3 separate regions of the Homo sapiens genome follow, and regions 2 and 3 are each linked to region 1. The links are chromatin loops, found by intact Hi-C in ENCODE. Cell type or tissue: chondrocyte. All regions are shown on one strand.

Region 1 (8,000 bases):
CCTGTTGGGGCTCATCTATTTGCACGTCTCCCCTGCAGGAGTTTGGACTAATCAGGTCACTACACCCTGACACAGCAGTCTCCAGTCTCTACCACTCATTGTTTGCAACATGACGTAATGTCAACAGACCACAGAGAAGTTAGCAACAGGGAAGGGAAAACACTTTAATCTCAAGGTCATCCCCAGGGTTCAGCAGGACATATATCCTATATCGAATCATCTGATATCAAATCCTACAAATGAGCTCGGCCAAAAGGTTGAGCCACGCTGTCTGACTGTATCATGTTCTCCAGTTGCAATGCAAGACTGAGGCAATCAGTTGTGAGCTGACAATTCTTCCTGTTTGCTAAAATTGAAAAGACAGGTTGTTGTCTATCATTGCTTTGCTTTCTTTTTGCTGCAAAACATTTCACACAGTATCATTATGCCTTAGCTAGTCTTCATTTATCTAGATATTAGACATCTTGGAAGCTGATAGGGCTTGGTTCACTTCTTCAGCCTTGGCTTCTCCTCATCCCCCAATGTTCCCTGTCTTGCAACTCATAGCAGAGCAATGCTATTAAATACAACAAGAAAATACATGCCAAAGGGCAGGTAGGGGTTAGATGCCTGAGAACTCTGAAGAAAAAGAGAGCTACTGTGGCCCCATGGTGCTTTTATTCAAGATGCCCCTATCTCGGGAGGATGCAAAACACCTGTGTTGGCAGATGAAGCTAGGTCTGGAGTTTTATGCCTACCTACCTCCTCCACCAGGCACCACCATGCAGTCAGCAAACTGCACGAGTGCCTATGACTCTGGTAAAACTTATACACATAGACTTAATATGATGGCAGAGAGAATTAAGAAACATGAGGCCAACTTTAGTGGGGAGAATGATGGGAAGCAAAGTATTGTATGCTTTTGTCTTATGATTTTCTTAACAGGAGACTTTGATGAAGGACTGGTATCTGCCTTCTGATTCCAGTTAAAACTGCCTACCACTGTTCTGCCTTCAACTCCCTTTCCAGAAAGCCCCTCTGTCATTACTTTTCCAAACCCTCTTAAGGACCCTCTACCAAGAGCTTAGAACAGGAAAGGGTTTACGCAAAGATGTGCACAGTGCATTACTATTCCTAAAGTAATGTGCATTAAATAGAGACCAAAAACATTTAAACATTAAGTAATCAGTTTTGTCTGTTATCTGTTCTATCTCCAATGCCTAGACCAATGTCCGATACACAGTGGAGCTCTTAATATATTGATTATATCGCTAGACTTTCATTCACTCGGGAATAGACAATTATACCAAGAAGGTCCCTTATCTTCAAGATTCCACGCATCAAGTTTAGAAAAGTCACCAAAAGTTTGTTTTCTCCTACGCACTTCATACACCAGAGGTCTCCGCACTCAGAAAATACCATCACCACAAATACTACTGTAATAGTATTTAAGTATATAATAGTATATTAATACTATTATTATAGTATTATACATATTACTAAACACTATTATATCATTATTAATTAAATATGCATATTATTAGTTAAGTATAGTAGTACTGATTAAACTTCCATTGCACATCATGAAATATTGGTCCAATGACAAATATTCTATAAGCCAAATATTTTATATAAAGGTGTGCAGCCTCCTACACTGTATTTCAGTACTTGATGGACTACATACAAATGAAAAAAATTGGTGGCACTACTGTATTTAAAATCTATACTTTTGTAATTTTACATGTGGGTTGTCCTAACAGTGGTGTATTATTTTATAATAGTTGAACATATCATCCTCCTCCAAGGATCTCGAAGCACCTGCAGTAAGTAAGGAATAGCTCCCTTCATACCTCTGCCAAGGTAGGTATGTTGTAAGCATTATTTCTACCATACCAAGATCACACATGAGTCAGTGGCAGGGCTGGCACTACTCCCTCATGACACTTCAGTTCACAGGTCTAACCATTAGAGTACTGCCTATACATTAATTCATTCCTTTCTTCATTCATAATATTAATTTGATGCAGTTTGCTAGGCACTAAGGATCAACTCCTTATTTCCTACTGAACTCACATTATATGAACATTACGATTTGTAAAATAAATAAATAAAGTAAAATAAAATAATTCTGGTCTGGGCATGGTGGCTCATGCCTGTAATCCCAGCACTTTGGGAGTCCCAGGTGGGAGGATCGCTTGAGCCCAGGAGTTTGAGACCAGCCCAGGCAACATAGGGAGCCCTTATCTCTACAAAAAATAAAAAATTAGCGCGGCGTGGTGGCGCACCTCTGGTCCCACCTACTGGAAAGGCTGAGGTGGGAGGATCGCCTGAGCCTGGGAGATAGAGGCCGCCATGAGCCCTGACCACCCCACAGCACTCCAGCCTGATCAACCAAACAGACTTGTCTCAAGAGAAAAAAAAAATCTGATAAAAATTTTAAATTCACAACAGAGATTTTTCTGTACCTGGTGATTAATCCTAATTGTTTTATAGTAACTAACATACCTATCAGTGAGCCAAATGTATACTAAGGAAATGACTGAAATACAGAATTTTAAAGATATATGCTCTTACGGCCAGGCGCAGTGGCTCACGCCTGTAATCCCAGCACTTTGGGAGGCGGAGGCGGGCGGATCACGAGGTCAGGAGATCGAGACCATCCTGGCCATCGAGAAACCCCGTCTCTAGTAAAAATACAAAAAAAAAAAAAAAAAAAAGCCGGGCGTGGCGGCGTGCGCCTGTAGTTCCAGCTGCTGGGGAGACTGAGGCAGGAGAATGGCATGAACCCTGGAGGCGGAGCTTGCAGTGAGCCGAGATCGCACCACTGCACTCCAGGCTGGGTGACAGAGCAAGACTCCGTCTCAAAAAAAAAAAAAAAAGATATACGCTGTTACGTTATAGATGTTATTCATGTGTCTGTCTCTAACATGAGGCTTTTTGATGCTTGCCCACACAGCTAATACTTGCGTTTTCTGTGTCTAATTAGAAGTTTCCGCTGGGTATTATTGTTGAGTTGGTATAAGATGTTCAAGACCATGAAAAGATGAATGTAACAGCTTCCTCATGGACTGATTTTTTTTTCAGTTCATCTGTCCTTTTAAGTAATCTGGCTGTTTGTACCCTGACTTTAACTGAATTCACAATTATTCCTCTTGCCAAACCATGCTTCCAGACTTGACTGTATAAATTAAATTTCATGCACGCATATGTGAGCCGTGTGTACTGCCTGTTAAACTAAGTAATATAAACAAATTGAAGGCACATTTGAATGACCTTTGAATTCCGTGTTAGAGTAGTTTTTAAACAGTTATCTACTGGGCAAAGTGTAAGAGACAACCATTTACAGAGGTTATTTTCAGTGTGCTTCTTGAAAACCCATTTGCTCATAGAATTCAGCCTCCTAATCATGCAAGTTGCATTTTGTATGGTTTTCTTCTCTGGCTCCCCACCCTCTTAGAATAGTTCTGACGCCCCCACCGGCGACCACCTGGAAGGGGCTGATCCACCCCCACCTCCCTCTGCGAAGCGCGGAGCGGCTGCGGCCACCCGGCCAGAGCCAGCGCTGAGCTGCGCTGCGCTGCGTGACTGGCTGCATTTCTCAGCCCCGACGGCTGTGGTTACTCAAACTGATCTCATCGCAGGTCGTCACGACACGCGCTTCCCCTCGCCTGCACGCGGCGTGGCGTGAGAGGGGCCCTGGCAGCCGGCGCGCCCACCCCTGATCCTTCGAGGCCCACGATGAAGCCCATCCTACTTGCAATAACGGCCCCGTTCTCATTCTTCAAAAGACGGCTCCCAGACGTCAACAAAGAATCTAACCTACACAGCGCCGGCCCTCGCTCCTTTCAGCCTCAGCGAGCGCTGCCCTTCATTACCCCCCAGCGCACTTCTGGACACTGCGCCGGGTCGCCGGGGTCAGCCGCCCGGCCACGAAAGTCGCCCCCAGCGTGCCCCAGGCGTCAGTGCACGCCGGGCTCCCGGCTCCAGGCAGGCGGGGTGAGGCAGCTCCGCGAAGGCCACTCGCTGGCGACCCCTTCCCGGGTCTCCTAGCCCTGGCCGGGCTGCCCCCGCGCCCGCCCCCGCCCTCGAAATCCAGGCAGTGCGGGAGGCCGCCTTGCTGCTCTCTCCGCCCGCACAGGGCCGCCCGACGGAGCGGGCAGGGAGCAGGCGCCAAGGAGGCCGAGAGGGGCCCAGGGGCGAGGTCGACTCTCAGCCCGCTGTCCCCTTATCCCACGTTTCGCAGCCTGAGGTGTTTGTTGTATATCGGGAACTGACACTTTTCGGCGTTAAAATGAGGGCGTCACCTGCTCGAACTAAAGTCGGTGGAGGGCGTCTGGAGCCGGGCGGAATCTGGGATGCCTCGCCGGATTACGCGGCGGGGTCGGCACGCGAGGCAGGCTCCGGGCGCACCAGGAAGCCCGAGCGTGCACTAAAGCGGCGGAAGCAGGCAGCGGGGGCGGGGCCGGCGGGCTGCAGGCACGCAGGCGGCGCGGCGGCCTGGGGTTGCGTGACCTGCCGGGCTGCGGTCGCACGCACTTCGTGCTTCAGGCGGCCGTCGCCGGGCGGGAGGTGCAGGTGCTGGAGGGCGGCGCCCGGCTTCTACTTTCAAAACACCGCCGGGGAGGGCAGTCACGCTATATTTCTGGGACAGGGAGTGAGTTCACCGGGGGAGGACACAGCGTCCCCTTGTTATCACAACGTGGGTAACATTCGGTAATAAAACGCGCTCGGACAGGATGTATTAAACGAATTGGGAACCGGAGCTGCTCTTTCCATAAGCAATCAAGCTGGGGAAACTTTACAAGGAAAGCTTTAAATTGCGATGCATGGCGCAGGAGTGTGGTTCGTGTGACATGCTTACAGAGAAAGGAACCAGAGCAAGGACGGTGGCTTTGGGACGAAATTTCTGTCCGCTCTGCACAAAGACTAATTACAGAGTCGTGATTTGGGGCATGCTCTCATTCCTCCCGGAAGCTTTCTTTGCAGTGTTTTATTTTAAAATCAGAGGTGGTTGATCTCCCTGGCATACGAACATGAGAGACCTCATTTATATGGTGACTCAAAAGCCCCAAGGACATAAAAAAGGTGCCACGTTTTAAGACACCAGAATCTAAGTTCCTTCTCAAGATCATGTGAGCAAAAAGTGTTTTGCCCGCACAGATATCTATTTACATAATTAAAATGTTTGTAGATTTGCAGATAAATCAAGTTTAGAGGACAAAACAAAAAATGTTACCACGATAGTTTTTAACACAAGAGCACCCCAGTCAACTGAAAGCTTGGGAAATTCCACATTAGTTTATTTTCTATGTACTTAAACTTTGATTTGGTGAATCTATGCTCTCTTATTTCCCTATTATGACTCTTAGGCCTATAGTGCCTAGTTACACACACATTTGTTTTTGTGATACATGTAACATTATAGGAAAGGGGGGATTCTCTAGGGTTAGAATAGACACAATAAACTCCTAGGAAGCTTTCTCAAAAATACATATTCTCATCTCAGCTTACCATATGTGGGAAAAGGCAGCAAGATTCACTGTTTAATTTTAAAATGTTCTACCAGCTGACTGATTCTCACGTGGGATTTTTTTTTTTTTTCCTGGTCTGCCCAGCACGCTTAATTTCTTCTGGGACAGAACTGCCTACCCTTCCTGCCTGGATTGTGCTTCTGCCTTTACTCTTCTAGAATGTAGTTAGAAAGGGAGGTGTCATTGTGTGTGGCCTTGCCTACTTGGTCCCCACACTTGGTCGAGAGGCATATACCTGACTCAAGGTAAGCCAATGACAAACAGCACTTGACTCCTCCTGGCCTTAGTAATTTGGTTAAAGAGATTGCATATCATCCAAGTTGTGCCAAAGAAAGTCATTTCCTGGCAATTTTCTAACAGGAGGGTGGGCATAGATGCCTTCTCCCCAGTTCCTTTTGGTGACAAAATTGGACCGTCAGCCACCACTGCTCTGCCATGTGCAGAGACTGCCAACAATAAAAGAAAATGGAACCAACTTTCATTAAGTGGTAGATTCTAAGGGCTGAGCCTTTTTATGGCTTTTGCAAATTCCACATTGCATATCTGAGGTTCTCAAAGCAATACTGGCTCCTGCTTTCCTGAAACTTGATTGTTTACCTCTTCTGATTCTATGAGAAGAGATATGTATTTATAGAAATAATAAAATATACATTTAGAATGCTGTTTAGAATATTACGGTTTTTTTTTTTTGTAGTTATAACACAATTTTTAACTTGCTTTTTGTCACAGAACAATCTATTGGGACATTCAACCACATCAGCAAAGAACCACATCATCATTTCTAACAGCTGCACACTGTTGTTCGAGTAAATCAATGTATTTCACATTTTAGTATTTCCTGTTTTAAAACATTATAAGACTGTGGTGAACACTGAATATATGTGCTAATAAGAAAGAATTTTCCTAAAGCTTCCAGCAAACGTCTCTTGGAACTTCTAGTCATAATTGGATCATAGACGCATTCCTGATTTAATCACTGGTAAAGGGGAAGGTGCTAACAGAATTGATCTAATCTGAACTCACTTCTGGACTTGGGCTGATTCATGCATGCTTGGGGGTAGGACAGGGGGAGGGCAGTACAGAGGTCTGAATTCCTGAACAAAAGGAAGAAGGAGGATCATGTGTCAACTGTAATAGTTTTGAACATTTTAAGGGGTTTAAAACATAATAAATGTTCTAATTTTTCACCCCAACAGCAGTGTTTAAGATTGCTAATTGCTCTACATCATTGCAAACCAGGGCTACTATACTTATTTTAATATTTTTCATGTGGTTGATAGATCTCATAAAATGCTTGATATTTGATATCAGTAGTCCCTAAGAAAATATCTTTAAGATGATTTGGAACTCATTTAATGGCATTAAAAACACTATCAATGGAGGTAGAACAAAATGACAGAAAAATTTTTATACTTTGTTTCCTGTAAATTCAGTAGCTACTTAAAATAATAGGTATAGAAACATTAACTTCATCTTTACAAAGGGAGAATGAAATCACTTTTACCAATCGCTTATCAAAACAAATGTGAGTTGGAATCTTAGATTCTTCATTAGAATCCTATGAAAATCTCAGAAATGAAGCAATAATTTCACTAAACAAGCAAATAATAAACTACAAAAGTTGTTTTTAAGTGCATAAGGCAGTTACCAATTTTCAGTCTTTGAACTTATTAGCATTTATTAAGTGCTTATTATGGGCCATTTATTGGATGCTGAGTTTAATAAAAGGAACTTGGTTAATTTACATTACAGAATAAGAGCTATCAGTACCACATTTTTAGCATCAAATTCATTACAAGAGTGTTAAGTTAATGCCATTAGAGCTTTATTCTTTTTTTTTTTTTTTAATTGAGACAGAGTCTCACTCTGTTGCCCAGGCTGGAGTACAGTGGTGCAAACTCGGCTCACTGCCAATCTCCGCCTCCAGGTTCAAGTGATTCTCCTGCCTCAGCCTCCGGAGTAGCTGGGATTACAGGCACGAGCCACTGTGCCTGGCCTATTCTTTTTGTTTTTAAAAATATATTCATGTAATAAATACTAAGTTGTATTTGGCACATAGTACAGTTTCGGATAAAAAGCTCTTATCAGTGGTGAACTTGCCACAGGAAATACATTTATAATAATCAAAGGTTTCGCTGTAGTGGTTGACTAACTGTTAATATTTGAGGATATTTATCATTTAAAGGCCTGACTTGTCTCACTGGAAATTTTGTTCAATAATCATATTCTCAGGGCTAAAAAGAATTCAGCACACAATTTATTCCTGCACAGATGACAAAGCATTTGAACTAAAGAGAAATGCTATTTAAACATTGTGACATTTATTTTATTAGGTACTCAAGTTTACACTGTACATATAATGGATTTAAAAAGATACAGAGCTTAAACCCACAAATAGTATTTTGTGGTCTAAACCACCTCCAGACTAGAGTTATTTGTGGTTCAAAATATGCAAAGCAGCTATTTAAAGCAGTTTAAAACTTTAAATGT
Region 2 (8,000 bases), 200 kb before region 1:
TCATAATAGGAAGGAGGCTGGCATGCAGGGGAAACAGCAAGGAGGCCATTGTGCATGAAGCTAAGCCATGGAGGTGGTGAATAGAGATGAGGTGAGAAGTGAACTCTGAGGGCTCAGATCACATACAGCTTTGCAGACAATGTTTATACTAAATCAGACATAAAACTACTAGAGTACTGAGCATAAGGTGATGTGATCTGACTTACATTTTTAGATCACCCTGGCTACTGTGTGGATAATTGTTTAATACATTTAATTTAAATAAGAATGAGTCTATTGAAAGAAAAATAATAAGTCAATGATAGTGCAAACAGTACTTGGATACAGTAAAGCTGATGAAGGTAGTATGTTAATGCCCAAAGTGTGGGAAACAGTGGTTTAACTGGTTACTGCTACTATCCAGGCAACTGCAAATTCCTGCCAGATTCTCTTATGACCAGTCATTTTCCTTAACCTTCTTGAAAATTCTAAGAGTTCTCCTACTGATTCCTCAATAGGGATTTCTCACCTTTCTGGTATTCAAGTCTGGTTCCAGGGCTTCACACTTTACAAAATTATTGCACATTTATTATTTCAGCAGAGCTTAAGGGAACTCACCTCAGAAAGGTCTGAAATCTTGAAGTGAATCAAAGCTCTCCCAGCCTCCATCAGTGATCCAGCTGTGTGCTCTCAGGGCACCAGAGAGAGAAGGCTGCATAATCACAGATAAACTGCCTTGAAGGCACATTCAGGCACAACTTCCTCAATTAACAGCACCTGTAGTTTGGGACTGGCATTATCAACAAGCAGTTCAGAGAGTTGTGGTGTGATTCCACATGTGCCGAGGAGTACCATGCTTGGACTGACTACATAAAGATTTAAGTGAAAGAAAATATAAAGTGAAAGAAAAATAAAGTTCCATCTTGTTGAAGTTACAGTTTTTCAGGTCTCTATTACTCACATCTAGACTTAATCCTGACACATATCTTATTTGTTTCACCCTCCTCAATATCAGAACCCTTTATTATGAGCTAGAAGATCTAGCATGCCACATATAATTAGGTACATAGACAGAGTCCTTATAAAATCCATAGTTTTCATTGTTGCCACATTAGGGTAATAGGTCCATGGGCATTTAAATTTTTCTTTTATGACATGTGTCAGATAAATTAGGACTAAATAATAAGGTCAAATTGATTATTTAAAGAATATCCAAAATGTCTCCTTTTAAAATGAAAATAAAATAACATGAATAAGTGATGCCTGCCCCATGCCAGGATCTGTGTGAGATGTGGGCCCCTCTGTGGTGCATGAAGCAAGCCCTGGGCCCTCAGCCAAGGTAACTGGAGTCTTGGGACTAGCTGATTGTACCTCACCTATGAGCCCTTCTAGCCTCAGCCTCCTCCCCATCACATCACACTGTCAGGCTGTCTTTCCTCATCTATTGTTCCTAAAGAACCATGGCAGAACTACAACAAGAGGTTGGAGATTTTTCTTTCATTTAGCACTTAAAATATTTGAAATTGTATGGGATGACTCAGTTCCAGGAAACTTCAAGTATCCTGTGACACTTGTTCAGTGAAGTGTTGAAAAAAGGCCTGCTCTAGGGTCTTATGGAAAGATGTGAGTAAGCCAACTTGTAGGAGGTAAGAACAAAATGTAACTTCAAGAGTGTCTCTTTCATTCCCTTGTGGTTTGCAACATCGTCTTCTCTGCCCTACTCCTACAATGTTCTCTTGAGCCAAGCCTCTGTGTGTTGGCATCAGAAAAGCTCTGCATCCCTGCCACTGGCTTCCCCATAGCAACTGGCTAGCACCCTCCTCCAAATTCTATTTATGAAAGTGTGTGTGTCTGTGTGTACTTTAATTATAAACTCCTTTGAAGGGAATACTTATCAAATAATTTTAAAAGCCTTGATATTAAACACTATTTTCTTTAGTTCTTTTATCTATTCTTTAAGGTTGGCACTGCGAGGCCCATTTTATATATGGGAAAACTAAAACTCAGTGGTTAAGAAACTTTCCCAGGGTCCCAAAGCAAGGATGTATTGAAGCTAGGCATTAATCCCAAATTCATATGATTTTCTCTATTACCTCCCTCAGCCATGCCAGAAAGAAACTGGGGTATAAATGTCACTTGCTGCCAGCAAAATGGAAAGATCACAGGCTTTGGAATCCAACATACCTGGGTTATTTCCTAGCTACGTGACCTTGGATAATAGACTTAAACTCAGTTATCTCATCTATAAAATGGGAATAGTGCCTACTTGATTCGATTGTCAAGAGAACGTAAAAAAGAATTTGACACAGGCTAGATGCTGCAGTAGCAATGACGGCTGTTTAAAATTAAATTTTAATCTTCAAGATAATGGCTGAGAATCTAGCACATGCCAGGCCTAGGCGTTCCACTTGATTTTATTTTTTTTATTTATTTATTTTTAGAGACAGGGTCTTACTCTGTCACCTAGGCTGGAGTGTAGTGATGTGATCATAGCTCATTGCAGCCTCAACCTCCTAGGTTCAAGCAGTCTTCCCACTTCAGCTTCCCAAGTAGTTGGGACCACAGACGTATGCCACCATGCTGGGCTAATTTTTCAATTTTTTGTAGAGACTGGGTCTCTCTAGACAGCCCAGGTTGTCTTGAACTTCTGTACTCAAGTGATCCTCCCACCTTAGCCTCCAAAACTGCTGGGGTTACAGACGTGAGCCACTGCACCCAGCTTTGATTATTATACTTTTAAAATACCATTAAGGAAATATAAATTCATTCCTTCTACAAATATTTATTGAACACCTACTCTAGCCCAGGACTATTTGAGGGACTAGGAATCCTGGAACTTATATTCTAGCAAGGTACTGGTAGGGGAAACAGTAAAGATAACAAATAAGTTAATTATATAGTATGATCAAAGATGCTAAGTGCCATGGGGGGAAAAGAAAGAAAAGGCATGAAGGAACAAGTTGCAGAATTATACAGAGAGGTCATAGCAGACCTCACTGACAAGGAAACATTAGAACAAAGCTTTGAAGGAGGGAATGAGTCAGCCAAGCAGACATTTGAAAGAAGAAAGTAGGTACATTTACTATGGAAGCTAGTGAAATTTTACATTTCAAGGTCTCTAACTTGCAGGGGCCCCTTCAAGTCCTGGAATCTAATTTTGTATTTGTGGTTCCTTAATGAGGATCCACAAAATTGCATATGTTTCAAGATTTTTCCCCACAGGAACATATTTTTTGGCAGAAGAACCAGTTAGAGCAAAGGCTCTGTGGTAAATGTGCCTGATCTGCTCAAGAAATAGCAAGGAAACCCCATGGCAGGAACAGAATGAACAAGAGAGATGAGAGGATCATGGAAGGGCTTGGAGGCCACTTTACGAATTTTGATTTTTATGAGGGGTCATAAGAGCTTGAGGCAGAGTTGCGATATGATCTGACTTACATTTCAAAACATTGCATATTGGGATCAGACTTAAGAGAAGCCAGGGCAGAGCACAGGAATTGTTGGGGGCCATGGCAGTAATCCAGGAGGGAGAGATGATGGTGGCTTGGACCAGTATGGAGGCAATGACAGTGGTGAGAAGTAGCTGGATTCTGGATATTTTGAAGGTCAAGTCAACAGGACTTGACTGATGGATCAGATGTGGGTTGTGAAGACAGATGAGTATTAAAAGTGATGAGACAGCATGAGGTCACCAACAAAGTGAGCCTAAAGGAGAAAAGAGGACCAAGTTCTAAGGCAGGAGGCATGCAAACCTTTCAAGAAAAGAGTTTGGAGACATTATCCTTATATGTGATTGAAGTCACTATTTCAGGTAAAGGTATATTGAGATTTAATTCATTCAGTATTATAACTTTACTATACAGATTGTTTAATTAAATTAAGCTAAACTGTAGTGTGTATGAGGCTCAATATTCCCTCTCCCACTCTGTGAAATTTAACTGAGAAAATGTATTACATTAGGTCAAGGAATTCGAGTCTACAGACAAGGGTTCTAGTACCAGTTATACTGATGATAGGACTGCACGCCAGTCATTCAAACCGTCTGTTCTCAATTGCCTCATCAGTGAGATGTGAATTGGAACAAATGTTCCTTCTTTTACTGCATTGATGTTCTTCATCTTGAGATGAGTCTGTACCCGATCATTTTGTTTTGTTTTGTTTTGTTCTTGCTATGGTGTAAGGAAGATAATTTTGAGCAAAGGCAACTTGAGTGCTTTATTTCTCTCCTTCACACCCATGTTGGTCTGTAAGGGAAGGTCACACACTGAACCGAATGCTTCAAGCAAAACTGAGTCAAAATATAATCCCCTGTCTCTTTGCAGGATTCCTCCGACAATATACAGTGAAGCTCCTGAAGTTCAATGCAATAAGAAGTGCTTCATTGGCGTGGCAAAGTGGGAACCTCCTGCAGGTATTTCATCAGATTTTTGCCATTAAAGAGAGTACAAGGCTGAAACCAGAGGCAGCAGCTCTTAACTGTGTTGGATCATGAACCCCCTTGAGAGTCTGATGCAACTACTCCTCTATCAGGTCAACAGGGAAAATCATCATGACCACCAAATCTTAGAAATGGAACGAACCCTCATTCTTTTTTTTCTTTTTTTTTTGAAACAGAGTCTCGCTCTGTAGCCCAGGCTGGAGTGCAGTGGCTCAATCTTGGCTCACTGCAAGCTCCGCCTCATTCTCTTGCCTCAGCCTCCCGAGTAGCTGGGACTACAGGCGCCTGTCACCAAGCCTGGCTAATTTTTTGTATTTTTAGTAGAGACGAGGTTTCATCGTGTTAGCCAGGATGGTCTTGATCTCCTGACCTCGTGATCCGCCCACCTCGGCCTCCCAAAGTTCTGGGATTACAGGCGTGAGCCACCGTGCCTGGCCAGAACCCTCATTCTTTAATAAATAAGGAGGCTGAAAATAGAGGTTAAGAGACTTGCCCTAGCGCTTGCTGTTAGTAAGTAATGACTGCAAGCCTAAAATCTAGGTCTTGACTCTCAATGTTCTTTCTTTTATATGACATTGCTTGGTAAATTTCATATTTCCCGTATTTTTGCTACAAAACTAGTTTCCTTTTTTGGTCAGTGGGTGAGGGGCTATGTTTTGTTCTTAACAGCATTATTGAGATGTAACTCACATACCATAAAATTAGACCATTTAAAATGTAGCATTCAATGGTTTTTAGTGTTTTCAAGTTGTGCAAACATTGCCACTATCTAATTTTAGAAACTTTTTTCTCCTACACAAGGAAATGCCATACGTATTAGCAGTCATTTCCATTCTTTCTACCCCCGGCCCTAATCTACTTTCTGTCTCTGTGGCATTTTTTATTCTGGGGATTTCATATAAATTGAATCATATAATATGTGGTCTTTTGTGATTGGCTTATTTCACTTAGCATAATGTTTTCAAGGTTCATCCACATTGTAGCATGCATCAAACCTCCTTTTCATTGCCAAATAATATTCCATTACATAGAGTGTTTTGATAACCTTTTGGTAAACAAATGACAGACCTTTGGGTTTTGTCCACTTTTTGACTATTATGAATAATGAAGCTATAAACACTTGTATACAAGTTCTTGTGTGAACATGTTTTCATTTCTTTTTGTATATGTCTAGGAGAATTGTTGGGTCATGTAATAACTTATGTTTAACATTTTGAGGAATTGGCAAACTGTTTTCCGAAGGGGCCACATCATTTTACATTCCTACCAGCAATGTATACAGGTTCCAATTTCTCCCCATCCTTGCCAACAGCTGTTATTTTTAAATTATTTATCATCATCATTATTTTTATTATTATAGCTGTCCTAGTAAGTGTGAAGGGGTGATACATGTGGTTAGTGGCTACCATATTAGACAAAGCAGAGTCGGGGCTAAAATGAAATTAAAAATCCACATCATACATTCTACACTAATTTTTTTCAAGCCAACACTTACTGAACTTTTACTATGTGGCAGTTACTATACTAAGCATTATCTTGGATTATCTCATTTCATTCTCACAATATATGATGGAATAAGTACTGTTACTGGCTATAAGGGAAATGGCTGCACTTTAGTCAGGAGTAGGCTGAGGTGGCCTTCAGTCGCACCATGACTCAGCAGGTTTGGAGCACCAGCACACAACCCTGCAAGTTATGTCATGTGAGGCACATTAGGTGATCACCCATGTGAGCTTGTGCTTGGCTCAGAGCCATATTGTCTGTAAAAGGTATAATTACTCTGCTGATGCTGTACCTATGGCTTGCTTGTGCCCAGAGAGAGAGTAAAGCCACGTCAAAACTATCTATGATTCCTTGAGTGTTTTTCCAGCTACCCACCACTCACCCACTGACTCCCCTCAGACATCAGTTAGAACCTAACAATTGGCATCATGAACAGGATCCTGAGGTGAGTGAGCCTTCGGTCCCCACCGATTCTGGGTCAGCCATCTGGCCACAACATGGGTTATGGTACCCGGTGGCAGCTGTGCTGCTCAGATAGGCTCTGGTGGAAACCTGAATGGTAGTAGATGGGTCCTCTGTGAGCATGAAAAAAGCACTGAAGTAGCTGGAAGTGCAGAGCACCGAGAAGGAGCGAGCTTTTGCCGGCAGAGTTGGATGGGCATTTTTGACTGTGCTATGAGAAGTACACACACAGTTCCTAAGTGATGCAGCACAGCATTTGCAAGTGAGCAGGTGTCTGGCACAGGGCAAGGTGATCACACCCTGATTGAGTGGCTATGGGCAGCCATACAGACTGTGTGGAACAACACCAGTGAAATACCGAAAACAGTGAGTAATGGGAGTTGTATGCTGAGTTGGTGCAAGTCATCTGGGAGATGGGTATGTGGCAGGCTATGTTTGACCTGAATACCCAGAGGCCAGATGATGAACGTTTCACCTCCCACATGAGGGATCTTGTGTTGGGTTCTGTGCTCCGGAGTGCCTCTGCCTCCCTAGCTGCTGTCCTCACCCTGTACATAGGGCACCACATACATGAAGTGACCATTGCTGTGACAGCTCTTGGGGAAGCAGAAGGCTGTCAGCAGGACTGAGGGGTCTATGCCATAAAGAAGGGGAAGATGCTCTGCCCACAGGGGCCCCCCCATGGGAGAAAAGAGGGCCCCAACAAGTAACATGCTCACGGATGTGGATAGATTTGATTTTGACCGGGGTTGACCGAGAGAAAATCAATAAGCAGCCCAATGAAGTACTCTTAACTTTGTGGAGATAATTGTCTCTGGAGCAGCAATTCCAGAAAATGCCCAACGGGGAGAAGGACATTGCTGCGTGACCCAGTCCCACCCGGGCACTTCAGCTCAAAGACTACTTGCTGCAGCCAGGTGGAAATGTAGAGCCTTTTCTGTTTGATTAGGAAACTGGCTGAGGTGCCCATCTTGGGGGGACACCAGACAACCAGCGACCACGTGTGGAATTAGTGATCCACTGGTCTTCCACTAGTGTACAATGGGTGCTGGTGCTGGTGGATACTGGCACAGATTGTGTCCTTGCTTATGGGAACCCAAATAAATTTCAGGGCTAACCTGCTTACATTGATGGATATGGAGGCTGGTCAGTGGAAGTGAAACCTGTATCTCTGCACCTTGGCATCTGCTGTTTGGCTCCCCATTTATATTCTGTGTATTTCTCTCCCATACCAGAATACATTCTGGGGATGGACATTTTACATGGCCTGGCATTACAAACCACACCCAGGGAATTCAGACTCTGAGTGTGTGTGGTGAAGCCGATGCTGCGTGGACATACATGTCACCAGCCTCAGGTCCTGCCACAACCCTGACAGGTTACTTCCACCCATCAATACTGTTTGCCAGGTGGGCATACAGAGATAACTGAGACAATTAAAAACCTGGAGGAGGTGCAGATAGTGTGTGGCACCCACAGCCCCTACAATTCTCCAGTGTGGCCAGTTAGAAAGCCTAATGGAACTTGTTGGATGATGGTGGACTATTGGGAACTGAATAAAGTAACACCCCCTTTGCATGCAGCTGTACTGTCAATCATGGATTTGATGGACTGTTTG
Region 3 (8,000 bases), 55 kb before region 1:
AATGGCTAGTATTCCCAGGGTGATATTAAATGCAAATTGTGAAAGAAGATACCTTTGCTTTGTTCTCCATCTCCAGGAAAAGGTCTTCAGTCTTTTACCATTAAGTGTGATGTTGTGATGTTAGACGTAGATTTTTTTGTAGATATTTTTTATTAATTTAAGCAATCTTTCTTTCTTTTCTTTTCCCTTTCTTTCTCTCTCTCTCTCTCTTTCTCTCTTTCTTTTTTTAGATGGAGTTTTGCTCTTGTTGCCCAGGCTGGAGTACAATGGAAAGATCTTGGCTCACTGCAACCTCCACCTCCCAGGTTCAAGCGATTCTCCTACTTAGCTGGGATTACAGGTGTGTGCCACCACGCCCAACTAATTTTTTTTGTATTTTTAGTAGAGATGGGGTTTCACCATGTTGGCCAGGCTGGTCTTGAACTCCTGACTTTAGGTGATCCGCCTGCCTCGGCCTCCCAAAGTGCTGGGATTACAGGCATGAGCCACCACGCCCAGCCGCGAGTTTTCTTTTATTTCTACTTTGCTGAAAGTTTATATCATGAGTACAAGTGGAATTTTGTCAGATGCATTTTCTGTATCTATTTTCTTTTGTAATCTGTTAATAGCTTACAATGATTGATTTTTTTAAAAGTTGAACCAGTCTTACATTCCTTAGATCAATGCCACTTGGCAATGGTGTATTATCTGTTGTATATATTAAATTTTAATTTTAAAAATTAAAACATACATATACATATAAATATTTACAGAAAATTTACAGAAATAGATATATAGATAGATCTATGTGTATGAGTTAGTGTGTATACAATATGTGTTTATATATGTATATATGTATGTATATATATGTATATATGTGTATATATATCTATGTGTATGATTGTGTATATATACACATACACACACACGCAGAGATATATATCTGCATATATCTCCAAGCTGTATCCACTGAAAGGAGTTAGAAACAATGATATCTCAGTTAAAAGGAGAGCACCTAACTCCTAATGATACTGGTTTCTAAATACTGTCCTCCAACAATAGGAACCAGGAATCACTGGAGAACTATCTGATTCTAGGGCTGGGGCAATGAAATAAATATGAGTCTGGATATCTTGTGGTGTTTTTCAATGTAAGGAAATTTAAAAAAAAAATAAAAAGAAAAAAACATAAAAAATGTGCAGGAACCAATCTGAAAAAGCTCCCATGAAAGAATTTGAGCAACAAAATAAATAATAAGAGTACAATGTTAGTTTGTAACTAAAAGAATGAGTACAATGTTAGTTTATAACTAAAAGAATAAATTAAATATCCATGATCCCACAAATAAATGAATAAATGATTAAATAAATACATAAGTGGGAGAAAAGGAAAGCTCTTCTTTAGAAAAGAATCTCAGTTATTATAAATATAGAAGGCCTGGGGAAAATACAAAAGTACCATTAAACCCCATAGTAACCATTGCTGCAGGTTAAATCCTCCAAGGATGCTAAAAAGAATGGGTGAATGTTTAAGTAGAAACAGAATTGTGCATAGTCTCCAAGTATCTCTGTACTACTTTTTATGACTCTTCTTTAACTTCAAAACTATTTCTAAATAAAAATTAAAATATAATAAGGGAGAGAATACTTAGTGATGTGGAAAAATGTTTATGATCTATTACATTTTAAAAAGCCATTAGATTCCAATTTTATGCACCTACACACTTATACACACATGAACACACAACTAATTAAAAAAATTAAAATTTGATTTAAAATAGCTTAAACCAAAATGTAAGACATAGGTATCTCTTGGTGGTAGCATAGAGTGCAATAGTAGTGATTTCAGTTTTATAGCATCATTATTATTATTATTGCTTATCAAATATTTTCTAAAATTTTCTATCATGACCATGCGTTCATATTAGAATAAAAAATATATTTAAAACATTCCTGGAGGATATGTTTCATGCTTCATATTCTGCATTGTGTTGAAAACAATAGTGGGTGCTGTCAAAGTGAATTGTTGAATTGAAGCAGTGCCTTGTTATTTTCTTTTGCAAAATAGATCATCATCCACCTAATTTATATTTGTATACAGAACCTATCTTAGTGCTTTGGATAAAATACTCAGTAATAGTTGAGTTATAAATATAGGTTTTGCTCTATTTAAGTTAGTATGAAGTTAAGAACATCTGGAAAAATAACATGTATAGCATCTGATAAATAGAAATCACAGAAAACATTTAGTGCTAAACATTATCCTAAGCACTTTACATATCTTAATTTATTCAATCCTTAGCACAACGCAGAGGGGCAAGGATAGTACTATTACCCTCATTTTACAGATGAAGAAACCAGGGCACAGAGATTAAGTAATTTGCACAAGGTAACACAGCTATAGCAAGTGGCAAGCAGTGATATAAAGCACTTCTACATTTATTGTTATTTAACTTCTCACAGCAACTCATTGAGTTAGGTGTCTTTATCTCCAATTGTCAGATGAAGAAACTGAAGCTCAGAGAAGTAAGTGACTGGCCTAACTGAAAGTGTCAGGGCTGGGACACTTGACCTCAAAACCCTTGCTGTTTCAGCTATAACATGATGCCTCATGCATTAACATGAAGTGGGCAAACCAAAACAGGATATTACCAGAGAGCTGTCAAGACACATCTCCAGTGGAGAACTCCACATGTGGATTAGTTCTTTCCCAAGTCTGCTTAAATTTCACACCATCCACCTACATGTTTTTTTTTTTTTTTTCCCTACCAGCTGAGAATGGTGACATTTCTTCTTCTCTGGTCTAAATCAGAAAAACTTGCAGCACTACAACCACCAGAGAAGGTATATATTAGCTTACAGAGGTTTTTTTCCCCCTCTTCCTTAATTTAAAGAGGCAGAAAAAAAAAGAAAGATACAATCCTGCTTCCATTCCTGTCTGTGAGAAAGTGACTGTGGGCATTCTCAGGCAAAAAATAAAGTAACTTCATTTTTAGAGTAAATGCCCTGTTGACAAGTTGGCAGGGCTGCCTTGTTTGGAAAAGAATGTGCAGAAAACTCAAAGGATAATTAGTGTGTGGTAGCCTAACAGCATGCAGCAGGGCTGTAACGTGTCTGGCAGAGGCAGATGTGGCCACACAGTTCATTAACGCTGTAAAGTTTGTTTAATTCCAGTTGGGGTAATTAGAGAAGGCTCTAGAACCTGCCTAGAGCTCCAAAATAGACTCTGATCTCAGCAGCAGTGGGGTGGATCTAAGCCACCACAGTGGGCCCCAGGAGATCAGAAGATTAGAATTCCTCACAAACCCATTTGCTTTTCTTTGACAATCATCTCTGCATTGGCCATGATGACAGAGGGGAGGAACAGCATGATGGTCACAATAAAGGAGAATTTTTAAACTGGCTTTAAAATGCACGCTATGATGATTCCATTATTTAGCTTATCTCTTAACTTATATTTTGCTTAAGTGTCCATTAAAATCACAGGAGTTTCTCATTTTTATAGAGTGAATAAATTTTAGTAAAATTGTTTATGAAGTAATTTTTCTATTAATGTAGTTTTGTCTTTCTAACAATTTCTTTTAAGAAAATTAAAGCTGTTCCATTGGAGAAAAAAATTAGCTAGGTAATATTGGATGTTTTGTTTATAAAAATGCTTGATAGGCCTTTGAGAATTGTATCACTTTTCTGATTTTTCTCCTATCCTTACTTTCTTTTTTCTCCCTTCTTTTCATATTGCTCTTCCTCAGACCATGGAAATCACACCTGTGCCCAAGATTCTCTGTCTCCACATTCACAACTCTTGAAATTCAGCTCTGATAGATCTCTTTCTGCTTGTGTATTTATACTGCCCAACAGAGCTAGGATGCACTATTACACATAGCGAATAGATGCCGCTTTAAAATATGAAGGAGCCCCGACTTGATGTATCCACTTAGTAATTCTCTCGTGCAAATGAGTATTGCATTTTATAAGTTCATTGGACCTGAAAAATCTATCACATGAATTTGTTTATAATGCTACACTTGCAGTGTATACTTTCTGATCCTAGCAACTGATGTGAGGGAAGCAATCCAGCTATGCTGAGCAAATAGGGAAAGCTGAGCTGCTGCTAGATATTTTTCAAAAGTTTTCCTCTATGTGGTTAACTGGCCAATAGAAAACCAAGTGGCTTTGAGTCTTTTTAAAAAAAATAAATAAGAACAGATTTTTTTTTCTAGGTTACATGTGTAGTCTGTCAGAGAACACAACTATTTGCCAAATTCCTATAGCCCCTGTCTTTAGCAGAAGAAAGAGAACATGTGTGGCTTTTGTTTATAGCTGTAGGTCAGTGTGGTGTGTCACTGATCTGATCAATGCTACCATGTACCCTGGGCATGACTCCAGCCTCCCAGCAAAGGATTGCTGTATCTTTCCAGGATTTGCATTGAGACATTACGTATGTTTTCTGTCTCTCTTTTTACCTGTCTTTTCCTGACTGCCTAGGAGGGGTAAACTTGCTTCACTTACCCATCCATCACCCATTTGGACTCCCACATCTATTTTTCTATGGAGTAAGGCAAAAATAATTGTGAGACTTCTCTCCTACCACTTTAGAGGAGTGGTGACCAACATCCCCAACAGAAAGCTTATTGTTGGTACCATGCCCAGTCCGGCTTCTTATCCCTGGTGAAACTGAGTAGTTCAATGAGAACAAGATATTACCCAAAGCCAGCTCCATTCAGCAAATGGTGTAGGCTTGCTGGCTTTGTTTCCTCAGCTCTGGAGTTCATCACACCATAAACCACAGGGACTTTGTAGGCATGTTATTGTATTAGCACCATACGGAGACTACTCATGGAACTCACATGCAGAGTGTGTGATGTCAGAGAAGTTGACACGAATCCAAATTTTGTGCAGCTGTTAGACACAGATGTTTCATTTCATTTTTTATGTCAGCACCATCCCAATAAATCCACTGATCGTGAGATTAAAAAGTAAAGAAAGCTCTGTGTGCTTACACATGTTTCAGAGCCAGGAAGCTCTATACCACTTATATGCAGATGTACACTCACTACCAGGGGTCACATCAGGCTATGGCTCTCATACTCATAGAAGGACAAACATAGCTGTGGAAATCAATAGGAAAGCAAATGCAAAAGGACAGTAGCCTTCACTCAAATCAGAAACTATTATCTAGAATCAGATGCACTCTTTGCAATAGGTGCCTGCAAAGGAAAATTTCAGGGTGGACATCACAGTTTCTTCAGAAGACATTTGATAAAAATCATTTATTAAAATGAATTGGCTTCTGAAAAGTCTTGGCTAATAAGTCTCCCTGACTCTACCTTACAAGGCTGTCTTGGGTTTGCCTTCATCGGGGCAAGATATATCACTGTCTTTTACCAGTAAAAGAAAACCTTCAAAGATTGCCACCCAAATAATACTCATATTCAAAAACAAATAGCTCTCAATGTTTCCCTGGATTTTAGAAGGCTACACACATGTTTTTAAATGCCTGGATTTTTAATTTATATGTATTTATGACTCCCCATAATATGACTAGATGTGTTATTTAAAAATAAATGCTGAGACTGGATTTTCTGTTCTTCATTTTGGATAGGTTGTGGTTCTTAATGACTTCATAAAGAAATAGAACTTTGGGGATAAAAAAAAGAGGGCAAGAATTCTCTGCTTTTCTGGACTGGTGTGGGCACACTTTCTGACCCCAAATTACGACTTTGTTTCAGGTTTTATTCTCCGTCTTTGCCTCATCCTTATCACCTCACTCCAGGGACTTTTACAGAGTCATCTTCTTGCATTGTGAGATGGCAGAGTAAAGCCTTGCACACATATTGCCCTGTCTGAAAGTGGCTCATGCACAAGAAACATGTGGAATTGTTTGTTTGACTTGTCTCCCCTCCCCATCATGTTTTGTTGTACTTTTTTTTTTTTAATCGGAGAAAACAAAACAAAACTACTCCAGCTTATCTTCTGAAGAAGATAGAAAACATTCAACTGCAATATGCTGTGAACATTTTAGGGCATGCTTCTCATTTCAGATGCATGGCGTGCCTAGCTACTTAAGACAGAAAATCCCCTGCTGTGTTCTCTAGGCAGGCACTAGAGCAGATTTTGTGAGATGCTGGACTCAGTTTAGACTCTGGCTCTTAATGCTCAGTCATTAAACTGCCATAGGAGATGTAACTCTATTTGGTATTTTGGGGAAGATCCACTATGTGGCTCCTCCCAGATTTGGTGGGGAGAAGAAATGGATTTCAATTTAGCAACAAGGGAAAAGTGTGCTTGACATGTGGCTTACTCAATTTGATTTGGAAGATATTGCTCTTTGAACAGAAAGTTACGCTCCATTGCACCATCAACTTCAAAGATTCTTTTTTTTGTTTTGTTTTGTTTTGTTTTGTTTTGAGACGGAGTCTTACTCTGTCACCCAGGTTGGAGTGCAATGGCTTGGTCTTGGCTCACTGCAACCTCCAACTCCCGGGTTTAAGCGATTCTCCCGCCTCAGCTACTCCCGAGTAGCTGGGACTACAGGCACGTGCCACCACACCCGGCTAGTTTTTGTATTTTTAGTAAAGATGAGGTTTCACTATGTTGGCCAGGCTGGTCTCAAACTCCTGACCTCGTGATCAGCCCATCTTGGCCTACCAAAGTGCTGGGATTACAGGTGTGAGCCACCGTGCCCTGCCAACTTCAAAGATTCTTGAAACTCTCTGGACCTGGTAAAAGATGCTAAAGGTCTCAGGGTCCCTTTTGAGTACAATGCTGGCCAGACTGTCATAACTCAGGGGAGGGAACTCATGTAACAGCCCATGCCTGACAAGAAACTGCTGGAAATTCTTACCTAGGAAAATCAGAAGGTTTGCATGGAGGCCTCATGACAATCATAACAATTACACAAATGCCTCAAGTCGTGAAAGCTAAACCTTGTGAAAGGTTCAGCTCTTGGTGAATGAGACTCTTTTGAATGTTTTTTTTAATCATTCTTTTTGTGACTCATGCCACTCAAGACTAAGCTGTCATCCTTCTATTAATAATCATATTGTTTTCCCTGTGATATATATCCATTTAATGAGTTCATGTAGGAATTTGCAGCATAAAACAAATCTTATAAAAAAGTTATATTCTTTATATATATATATATATATATATTTTTTTTTTTTTTTAATTTCCTTTTGAGACAGGGCATTCCTCTGTCACCCACGCTGGAATGCAGTGGTGCTATCTTGGCTCACTGCAACTTCTGCCTCCTGGGCTCAAGCAATCCTCCCACCTCAGCCTCCAGTGTAGCTGGGACTACAGGCACACACCACAATGCCCAGCTAATTTTTTGTATTTTATTTAGAGGGGAGTTTCACCATGTTGCTCAGGCTGGTCTCAGCTCCTGGGCTCAAGTAATAGGCCTGCCTCGGCCTCCCAAAGTATTAGGATTACAGGCGTGAGCCACGTGCCTGGCTGTACTCTTATATTATTGCTGTTTTCTATATCCCTCACTCTCAACACCTCATTCCCTGAAAAGATAACTCATCTTTGAGTTGAAAAAGAAATCCATTAACTCTTTCACTGCAGAAAATCCTCTAGACTGTTCCTACCAAGGTAATGAGAGACTTAATGATCAGATAGTCAAACACATGTGATGAGAATACATAAAATTTATAGGTGGACTAACCAAACTCCTTTTTGGCTTTATCCCAAATAGGCAGTTTATATGTCTGATAATCTAATTTACCAAGAAATATTTATTTCAAATATTTGATCATAATTTTTTGTTCTCTTATCCTTCCAGTATTTTAATTATGCATATATTACCCCTTTTGATATTGTCCACAGTTCTTCATTGTTCTGAGTTTTTGAGATTCTTCTTCCTCTTTGTGCTTCAATTTGGGAAGTTTCTATTTAAACTATGTTCAAATGCACTGATTCTTTTTTTTCTTCAGCTATGTCCAGTAGGTAAACCTGTTGAAGACATACTTCATTTTTATTACAGTTTTCCATTTCTAGTATTTCCTTTTGTTTCTTATA

What was found. Peaks named below come from ENCODE experiments on the same cell type or tissue, not always from the same donor. Only the 100,000 strongest peaks of a DNase experiment are listed, where the experiment ranks them.
Region 2: it touches region 1 in a loop (6-fold over the local background); 3 of 110 quality-filtered maps call a loop at or near these places.
Region 3: a loop joins it to region 1, with 4 times the contacts of the local background. A loop is called at or near these places in 4 of 110 quality-filtered maps.

Annotation. Positions count from the first base shown.
Region 1 is chr3:156,812,604-156,820,603 of GRCh38, forward strand. LINC00886 (long intergenic non-protein coding RNA 886) reads right to left here and starts at 4,459. Exons shown (of 3, transcript NR_038387.1): 1 at 4,284-4,459. RefSeq lists enhancers at 1-231, 4,357-5,556 and silencers at 3,913-4,242, 4,263-4,472. In chondrocyte, a CTCF peak has its summit at 4,639; DNase peaks (open chromatin) are centred at 3,668 and 4,458.
Region 2 is chr3:156,614,357-156,622,356 of GRCh38, forward strand. No RefSeq gene overlaps it. Among named protein-coding and RNA genes, the nearest start is that of TIPARP, 56 kb to the right of the region's middle. RefSeq lists an enhancer at 6,048-6,107. In chondrocyte, no CTCF peak of the experiment used is centred here; no DNase peak of the experiment used is centred here.
Region 3 is chr3:156,758,036-156,766,035 of GRCh38, forward strand. The region is part of intron 1 of LINC00886 (long intergenic non-protein coding RNA 886); the gene reads right to left. Among named protein-coding and RNA genes, the nearest start is that of LINC00886, 55 kb to the right of the region's middle. In chondrocyte, a CTCF peak has its summit at 3,876; no DNase peak of the experiment used is centred here.